Regions from separate parts of the Mus musculus genome. Here region 2 is linked to region 1. A link is a contact called in ENCODE POLR2A ChIA-PET data. All regions are on one chromosome and are shown on one strand. The core of a region is the stretch at or near the end of the contact, and the rest is flanking DNA. Distances in the headings are between cores, read along the strand shown. Region 1 overlaps Tsc22d1 (TSC22 domain family, member 1). Region 2 holds the start of Lacc1 (laccase domain containing 1).

What was found. ChIA-PET counts read pairs that join two places held with the same protein, here RNA polymerase II (POLR2A).
Region 2: POLR2A ChIA-PET joins it to region 1 with 62 read pairs in Patski. The contact joins the promoter of Lacc1 here to the enhancer-like site in region 1. POLR2A ChIA-PET finds 5 or more read pairs at or near these places in 3 of 5 experiments (Patski and embryonic stem cell).

The regions. Positions count from the first base shown.
Region 1 is chr14:76,507,284-76,512,030 of GRCm38, reverse strand. It overlaps Tsc22d1 (TSC22 domain family, member 1), which reads right to left. Exons shown (of 3, transcript NM_207652.3): 3 at 4,266-4,747. Among named protein-coding and RNA genes, the nearest start is that of 4930444M15Rik, 11 kb to the left of the region's middle. Within about 2 kb of position 3,131, at least 2 of the 3 ENCODE cell types and tissues checked have a DNase peak (open chromatin) inside an H3K27ac peak, as active enhancers do.
Region 2 is chr14:77,033,868-77,038,908 of GRCm38, reverse strand. It overlaps Lacc1 (laccase domain containing 1), which reads left to right and starts at 2,292. Exons shown (of 8, transcript NM_172488.2): 1 at 2,292-2,412; 2 at 2,919-3,097; 3 at 3,504-4,116; 4 at 4,726-4,904. The coding sequence starts at 3,555. Ccdc122 (coiled-coil domain containing 122) reads right to left here and starts at 2,137. Exons shown (of 6, transcript NM_175369.4): 1 at 1,938-2,137.

The sequences.
Region 1 (4,747 bases), core at 1,882-4,381:
TTCTAAACAAACCACACAGGGAGGCAAGGATTTTGATAACTATGCCAAAGATTACTCTTCTCATGTGTTATTTCCGTTTCTTCCAAGTCAAACTCAAGATTCACTTAAGGGTCGGGCACATAGCTCAGTTGGTAGAGTACTTGTTTGCTTAGTATCCAGGGAGCCCTGGGATTGATCCTCAGCGCTGCATAAACTAGGCGTGTTGGCACCTGCCTATAATCTCAGCACTCAGGTGGCAGGAGGCAGGAGAGTTCAAGGTCATCTTTAATATACTTGTAAGTCTGAGTACATGAGACCCAGTCTGTCTGTCTGTCTGTCTGTCTGTCTTATACACACACACACAGAGTTTTATAGTTTTAAGTAAGTTTACAATATTGGGTTGGGTCAATTCATAGCAGTCCTTTGGTCCTGGGTTAAACATGTCACATAGACAGGTTCTTCTCTACGGAAAGACAGCAAGACATCTCTGGCACTTTGTTCTCTGAAGTTCCAGGTCTCTACCACTAGAATTTTCTTGCCCAGGTTCTCCAGGTGTAGAATTGTATTTAGGAGACCAAACTTCTTGGAACCTAAACAGTTGTTCAGACAGAGCTTAATGCACTCCGGGCTCCTGCAGAGTTCAGAGGCCTGAGGGCTGTTGAAAGGTTTTGCTGTGACAATATTTAAGTCTGGATTGGCTTGTCTTCCTCGACAATGAAACTCCTTGGAAAAACCAGTGGGCATCTCCTTTCTCCCTTTACAGTCAGCCCACTGGGTAAACTTCTGTACATGCCCAGTTTCCATTCATTTCTTCCTCTGCCCAACCATTAGGGGCACAGGGACATCATCTGAAACAGTGGCTCTCAACCTTCCTAATGGCGTGACACCTGAACACAGTTCCTCCTGTTGTGATAATCCCGAGCCCTAAGATTATCTAGTTGCTACTTCATAAGCATAACTTTGCTACTGTTATGAATCATAATGTAAATGTCTGATATGCGGCAGATCTGGTATACAACCCCGGCGAGGATCGGTACCCACAGGCTGAGAACCACTGATCTAAAACAAAGACACACTCCAGGGGCCAAACACTTCGAACCCGCTCTTTGCTAAAGGGAGAACACTGGTCATCTTGGCCCCCACGACACTGGGTAATACTTCAGTATTTACTGCCCTCAGGGTGGTATCCAGAAGCAATGGGCTGGTCCAACACTGGACAGCCCCAAGTTTCTTGCACTATTTATTCTCTCTTCTTTCTATTTACAGAGCAGCAGCACCCTGCTCTATCTTCTCCGAAACAGGAGGTGTAAAAGAGTGGTCTACTTTTAACCAATGAAAGGCCTCTCAGAGGTGCATGTTTTCAAAGCGCCTGGCTGGCGGTCTCCATCACCACAGACCAGAGTTCTACCGAATGGTTTGCCACTTTGTAGTATGGATCTCCGACTCCCGACAGTTCCACCACCACCCCCGATGGCTCACCCACTGCATAGTTTAAAGTGTTTGTCAGAAGCCACGGACCTTGGGATACTCATTTCCTCCTTCGCATCCCAGGCAGAAGATGCTAAAATGCTCCGTGGTGACCCATGCTTGCTCCTAGGGCTGTGCTTCCTCACTCAGGGCAGCAGGGGAAGGCCTTCTGCTTTGATCATTCCCTCATAAAGGACAGCAAGTGCCTCACCTCCATGGACACTAGGTCTTCATTTGCAGATGGGTGGAAACCCAGAGGATCATTTTGGGTCAATTTGGCAGAATTCAAATCCTTCAGCACTCACTCACCAGGAAGGAAACCCAAGTCTCAAAGTGATACCTAACTCCAAGGCAGAGGCAGGGACAGGGAAGAAGACAACAATGGATCTAAGACAACCATCACGTCCCAGTTTGCACTGGGCAGTGGTACAGTGTTTAGAACTGAGTTCTACCTTCTGGGAAGACCCCAGCCAACCAGTGTGGTCGTTTGTCACAACAGGTCGTCACGGCAGTCCTGCTTAAGGAAAGACACGGAGCACTTAGAAAGCAACGGAGACCATCTTCATTGCAATGTATGTTGTCCCTGGAAACTCAGAGAATTGGTTTTGAGAACTACACAGTCTTGTAGCACACACATCCACAGTCACAATCTTGGTCCCTGGGTTGACTGGAGAAGGTGGGGGTAGGGCCATCCTATCAAGAGACATGGCTTCTCATTTAGCAATACTTTTTGTTTGTTTGTTTGTTAATTTCGAGAAATGTCTTGTTATATAGCACTGGATGGCCTTGAACTCAAGATCTTGCTTCAGCTGGATCTACAGGCATGTATCTCCACAGTCATTAACTAGCGCTCTTAAAGATGTCTGCCCTCAGCCTGGGGTTCACACACACACACACACACACACACACACACACACACACACACACACGATTGGCAGAGATGGATCTTGGGCAGGTTGAAGATACTCGTTGATATTCTCTGAAGAAACTAACCCAGCATTCTAAGACTCGGTGCTCAGTCTCCATGAGAAGGGCTTTTCTAATTTGAGCTGAAGTTTAGCCAAGTTCTGGGTCTTGAAAGCTCTCACCCAGTGATTTCATGGATGGGGAGGTGGGTCTGTGGATTTCTGTTCCCTCCAAATATCAAATAGCCGGTTTCCACAGCACCTCAGGTGCGGTCGGCGAGTGTCTTTCTCCCACACAGCAGAGCAGGAACCTCATGGCACAATCTGCTCCCCAGTCCTGTTGGTAGGCAGTATTTTCAAACGATTTTATCTGGGAGGAAATTTCATTTTCGGCTTGTGTCTGATCTTACTGCTGTGATTACTGTCTGAATGGATGGGAAATGGACAGCTAAAGGCTGTCACTGCACAAGGCTTCATCTTGTATTTCACTCAGCCGGAGGGACAGTAGTGCCTGCATTGAAATTCATTTTCATTCCTAATTATGGTTATAATTAACTTTTATACGTTTCCTGAGCAAATATATAAACCTGATTTCTGGCACGCTGTATTCATCACAATTATTTTTACTTTTAAACTATGCGAAAACCAAAAGCACAGCTCCTGAATTCTGAACATTGTTAATTTGAAGCAGAGAGCAGGCATTCTTAGAATCACATGGTACCGTCGTCTCTCCGGCACTGTGCCTGGGTCTGTCCTGCAGTGACGTCACGAACACCCAGGGCTCACACTAGATCTCCTTCGGCTTTAGAAGTCACTCCTGCTCCATGGCAGGTGAAGTGTGACTCTATCAACTCCATAGTGACCCACGGGCCAAGGATGCCTAGTTAGGTTTGTGAGTTAGCAATAAGATGTGCTTAGAAATCAACTTAGATATGTTTAAATAGCAGTCAGTAAAACTTCTGAATTTACAAAGGCGAGGAAAGGCCATAAAAATATATCTTTTCATGTTAATGATTCATTACTATTTCACATATCAAGACACCGCAATCTTGTGAGATTTTCTATTAGTCGAAATAATGTCTATTTAGTTCATCAAGGGTGGAGACTTTAAATTCTCCACAGCTACATGAAAAAATGTGAGATGAAATGGCTACTGTCTAGTTTTCTTCAGAGAATCACCATCGAAGCTTCCCGTTAGATCAGTTATGTAGCTCTAAGTATGAGACACTGTCAAGTTCTTGCTGCCCTCCAGTTATCATTATGGCAACTGCCATCGGCTTACAGTGAGGACTTAGGTAACCCTCAGAGGATGCACAGGATGGACCCAACTCGCACCACATCCAAGAGCTATTGCCGAGGTCCTGGGGCAGAGAGCCAAGCCTGTCCTGCTAAGGCCCTTCCTCCTCCTTAGGCTCCACTGTGTTTACACATCACCCAGAAGGGAGAGATGTCCCAGGTCCTACCTAGCTCAAGCCCAGTACATCCTTTCAACCCCCAGAAGAGTGTCTACAAACACAACTACTCTCCCAGGGGCCAGAAACTCATTCTGGCAGCAGAGCTGTCAACGTGGAAACGAACCTGTCCCTCTTCCTTTAACCTTCACACACCAACCAGGCTTGTTCCCTCTCAGTTCAGCAACTACGAATAAATAAGCTCTACATAAACCCTCAAATTTTAAATTGGAGAAGTGAAGATTCTCTTATCAGTCCAGAGGGGTGAAGTGACTTAGTCACAAGAGAATGAGCCCTTCTGCCTGCATTCCCCCCCCCCCCCCAATCAAAACAATGTCTCCTCTCTTCTGGAGTCAAAGCACTGGTGTCAGCGCCCTGAGACTTTACTAGGCAAACTGCTGTTGACTTCATGAAGAGCAGCTGTGGAAATGAATGTATTAATGGCGTCATATAGAAACACGTGTGTATCAACATTTGATATGCTTTATTGAAAGGTGACAAGTAGAACAGGTAAATACAGTGGGGACTGTGTGGGGGACATGCGCAGAACGACTATACAGGTGAGGTGCAGAAACCCCTACTGGGAAATCCACTTCCTTAGCAACTGACCACTTCTCCAGGTATCACCAGCTTAACTGACATCGGTCACGGGGAGTTTACTTCGCAAGACTTCAGCAGCTAGATTCCGGGATTACACAGAGTGACTAACTGGGCCAAATTCTTAAAATTTCTTCAGGTGTGGTTTTTGTCACAAAGCAGTTTTTAAGTAGATCTCTCTAGGAAGGACAAGCCACACCTTTTCAGACAGCCAATGAAACATCTACATTTCAATGTGTAGAAGCTAAACAGTAGTTACGGACAGTCCTCTATGGTACAAATTCGTTACACTACATACACAAATATACAACAAGCAAAACAACCTTCATAATAAGATAGCCTAGGTCC
Region 2 (5,041 bases), core at 1,043-3,542, 530 kb before region 1:
AGTTGAACTATACAACCATATCATAAATTATATGTTTGCTATCAAACCTGTTCATGCCAGCTATACTTGACACTATGCTCTTATAACTTAAGTAAATATGAAGCAAACCAATTATATGGTATAGAAATAAAGTTTTTGCTTCTCTGTAGTCTGTTTAATGATTTCTAAAGACACAGTAAAGGGCGTGAGATAGCTATCAAAGATTCTAAAGAGTAAGCATGCATTCTGATGGCTTCAAAGGTGCCTTTAAACTATTTTCCTCTTCAAGAAACAGAATATTGGGGACTCTTTTATGTTTAGACATAGGTGTGTGCTTTACGCAAGAGATGCAATACAGGAAAATAAGTTGATCATGTACAAAAAGGCTCTGGAATTTTTCAGTTGATTGACACATGAGCATCAGCTAGATTAAAATAAGTTCACGATACTATGCTACATTTGTTGACAACATTCTGGCTTAGTTTTGTCTTCTTTTTAAAAGCTTTACATAGACCAAACCTCCATAACCTGTAAGAACTTTCATTCCTATAAAATGTGTGATTCAGGGTCTAGCCAAACTTTGCAGTGTACTGTTTGGCCCTGAGCTCAGACTGTGTCTATCAGAGGGCTCCTCGTGCATGAAAATCCCAAGGAAGCTATTCTGCGAAGTGAGGCAACCAGGCCTCCAGGAAGGTTATGTTTAAGCTTGAAGGGTATTGAGCAACCGAGAGCAGGTCAGCTCACAAAAGAAACGTGTTCAAAGGACAACAAGCAGCAAATGTAAAGAATTGTCGATGGCCTACGATAGAACAGCCTTTACTTGCATGGCTTGAGAAGGAGTTTGTTGTTTGTCTTCCAAAATGAATTATGCATGTGAATCATCTGCGAGATAAAAATAAAAAAGCAGAACAAAACAAGCCCAGGCCTGACTCCCATAGACTCTGAGTCAATCTGCAGCCGGGGTGTGGGGTACCTACTCTACTATTAAGTTCTACTTGTTCCCATGTGCAACCAGGATTGAGAGGCTCTGTAGTAGCCTGGGAAAGGGGAGAGAGTGTTAAGAAATGCAGCCCAGACAGACCAGATGCTGAAGGAAATGGTATGTAAATACATTATCACAACTTCCCTAACAACTTAGCTATTTTGAAAGTTTTGTTACTGCCAGTGCTGTTGCATGAATGAATCCTGAGCTCTCATCCTTGGACATGAAAACAAGAAAAAAAGCTTCTAAACTTGCTTTTAAAAAAAAAAATCCATTTTCCTTAACAGACAGCAAGTTTATGCCAAGGCATGCATGTCTGATCAGATCTGTGTTATCTATCCCTCAGGGTTCCTGGAAGTGTCCAGCGAGCATTCAATGTGTGCCCTCTGAAAGTGATCACACGGCCTGGAGTAGGTTCTATGTGGGCTGGTTACCTTGGCCGCTAGTCAAGTTGAGATGGGTGCACACTTAACAAGACTTCTAGACTCCCGGATCCCCTAGAGTCTTCTCATTCAGGAAACACTTGAGCACTTGGAGGAAGACCAAGGAAAATGAAGGCCCTCTCCTTCCTCCATTGCCAGTCCTCAGAAAATGCGCTTTCTCTTACCTTCTCATATATTTTGAAGAGTGGGTATTTTTCCATTTACAACAGTACTTGATTTTCAAATTGTTGTTTTTAAATAAATAACATTAAACCCTTGGGGGACAAAGGAGCCTTAATTTTTATCTTATTGCTACTGTAAGAATGAATGCATTCCGTCCTGTGAGGGGACACACTTGGGGGGGGGGGTAAGAGAAATCGACGTTGCCAACACAAGTGAACAGTCAAGGATGTTGGTCCCAAATGAAAGTACAGAATCAGCCGAAAGGGGGAAAAAATGAAAACTAACTAGAAACTTAAAAACTAAACAAAAAGTGAAAAGAAAAAAGAAAAAAAAAAGCCACTCCCCCACAAAAGTCACCAGAGTCCCCTTACTTGAGCCCGGATTGGAGGGCGCTAAGTGACAAGCTGGCCACACTGCTGGGTCAGCAGATCCTTCTGGAGTCGCCACGGCCCGCGGGGAGAGGGGACGCTTCTTCCCTTCCCTTCCGGGCGCCTCACGGGACGCGCTCGCCCGCGGCTCTCCGGGCCCCCGCGCCTCAGCGCCCGGGCCTCAGGCGGCCTCCACGGTGACTGCGGGCGCTGACCCGGAACTGCTGAGCGGCGCGGGAATCCCCCGCAAGGGGCTCGGCCTTGCGTCTCCAGGGCGCCACCTCGCGGCCGTGGCGGGAACACCCAAACCCGGGCGCACGCCCGCGGGAGCCCGAGGCCGCCGGGAGGCCCGGGGACGCGGTGAGGCGGGCGGACCGGCCGGCCGGTGACTTTGGGAGCCACTGGGGTTCGAGCGCCGAGCCTGCAGCTCACGCCCCAGCTCGCGGCCGCCGAGGAGAGCGCGGGAAGCAGCCCTGCGGTGAGTCCCGGGCGGAGGGGAGGTCGGCGCGGCGACGGGACGGACGGACGCACACCGTGCAGTCCAGGCTCCTCCGAGGTCGCCTGCACGGCTGGCGGAAAGAATGAATGAAGGCGCCAGTGCCCTACGGGGCGGGCGGAGGTTGGGGTGGGCGTCGGGGTGAAGGCTCAGCAATGGTAGGTGTCAGAATTGGGGGTCACAGGGTCGGCAGAGGGGAGCTCCAGCCTGGACAGGGAGTTCAGAGAATCTGCAAGTGGTCAGAAATCGACCCTGATCCAAGTTGCAGTGGCTTTTGGGATTATCCCAAGTGCGGAGGACTGTGTAAACCTGGGGGGAAAGCCCAGCCTGTGGGCTAGCTTTTACCTTTAAAAAATGAGTGTGTTTGTTTGTTTGCTTGCTTATGGTGACAGACACCTTTACTCTTCTCTCTCTCTCTCTCTCTCTCTCTCTCTCTCTCTCTCTCTCTCTCTTTCTTTCTTTCTGGTGACATACACCTTTAATCCCAGCACTTGGGAGGCAGAGGCAGAGGCAAGCAGGTGTCTGAGGTCGAAGCCAGCCTGGTCTACATAGCTAGTTCCAGGACTGCTGGGGCTGTTAGACAGAGAAGCTCTGCCTCGAATCCCTGTCCCAACCGCAACCCCAAAGAAGATTGGCTGCTGATACTGCTCAACTTAATATCCTAAAGGTGAGACCTCAGTATTTCATGAGATGTGATCTAATCTTATAGACATGATGGGGATAATGACATAACAGATTTACATCCTATAATTAAAAAGACTTGATCTCAGACAACAAGTAATTTTGTACTTAAAATCTGCTATAAGGAAAACAAAGCATAATTTCTATTCTATAAAAATGTACCCAGCTGTTCACAAAATAAAAGATGGCTCTGCCCTTAATTGTCAGGATGAATGGTGCACTGGCTTTTCTGCTCTGCACACTACATTTATTTTGGTTACTTTTTGTATTGATGCAATTTACTTCCTATTTTTATTTTTATATTTATTTATTTATTTTTGTTCACCACAAATTTCGGTTGTATCTATAAGAAGATCGAATTTATTGTTATTTGTGATCACTTTTCTTTACAGCTGCTATGGCATAAAAAGTCTTTGGGGCAAAAAAGACTGCCTGATTGAAGAATGGCAGAAGCAGTCTTGATTGATCTCTCTGGTTTACAATTGAATGCACAGAAAAACTGCCATGAGACCTTACTGGAGACACTGGATGGTATTCACTACCACCACGCTCCCAAGGCCAAGTTCCTTTGCATAATATGTTGCAGAAATGCCAGCAAGGAAAAGGATGGGGAGTATGGCCTCTGTGAATTGGAAGCAGGAAATGGCTTTTCACGTCTCGCGGGAAAATTCGAGACTGTTAGCCATCCCTGCCTGGCTGCCTCTTTGTATACAATTAAACAAAAAATTGATGAAGAAAATCTGAGCTGCATTAAGGTGATTGTCCCCGAGCACAGGAAACTGTTAATGAAGGCTTACGTTGGTCAACTCTTCACCGAGGTGTATGAGTTTGAGTTTGAAGATCTACAGGGAGCTTGGAGGGATAGCCTTTTGAAACCATCCACTGGAATAAACGTGACCACAACTCAAGAACTAGAAGACATCCAGCATGAAATAGAAACATACTTGAGAAGCCTGCCAGCGCTGAAAGGGGACCTAACTATTGTCACATCTCCTCTGATCCCAGGTACCTTCCACACTGTCCTCTGTATTGCACTGAAAACCCAGACTTTCTTCAGAAGTTCCTCACTTCCCTTTCTTTTCTCTCTGTTGACTCTTGTGAACTGTTCATGTTTCGCAACATGGGGAGTTTAGGACCTGTGGGTCAGCGGCTTCAAAGGATGACTTCATCAGAGCTGTTCCTAAAAAACAAATCTGCACTATGCAAATTCAGCTCTAAGGCAAATCTCCCAACACTCCTAAAAAAGTTCTTTTTTTCTGACCTGGAAAATCTTTTACGTAGACATGCTGAAACCCCAACTCTCTGGGCATTTTAATAGAAGAGTAAACTTTCAAATAATCCTCCTTGGATAAGTAGGATTAATTGTGAGCTGTATGTTACTTCTACCAGATGAAATGAAAGTACCCTGGGAAGAGAGCAGCAGTCCCACGGGGAGGTAAAACACACAGTACTGTGTGACATCACACGGAGGTACAAAGAGCAGCCAGAGTTAGAAACAAGATCAATTATTGCAGGCTGGGGTGACCAGGGAGGCCTGATGGAGAGGCTGTCTTTTGTATGCTGTTTAGCCTTTTGTAGAACATCCTTTGACTTGCTCCCACTTATCCTCAATAGACAACTTCCTGCATGGATTTACCACACGGACAGGGGGCATATCTTCCGTACCCACTCTCAGCTCCCTCAATCTTTTCAGTAGTTCCAAAAGGAGAGATCCCAAAGTGGTTGTTCAAGAAAATGTTCGCAGGTTGGCAAATGCTGCCGGATTTAACGCAGAGAAATTTTACCGAATAAAGGTAGATTTTTGTTATCTATTTTGGTCTTGTTCTCAGTATATTTATATAACCCTTAAGCTATTTAACTTTTGTTTCTGGTGCTTCGTCTAACATTTACGATGATGCTGAAATTACTTTTTCTCTATATGTGTGTGCTC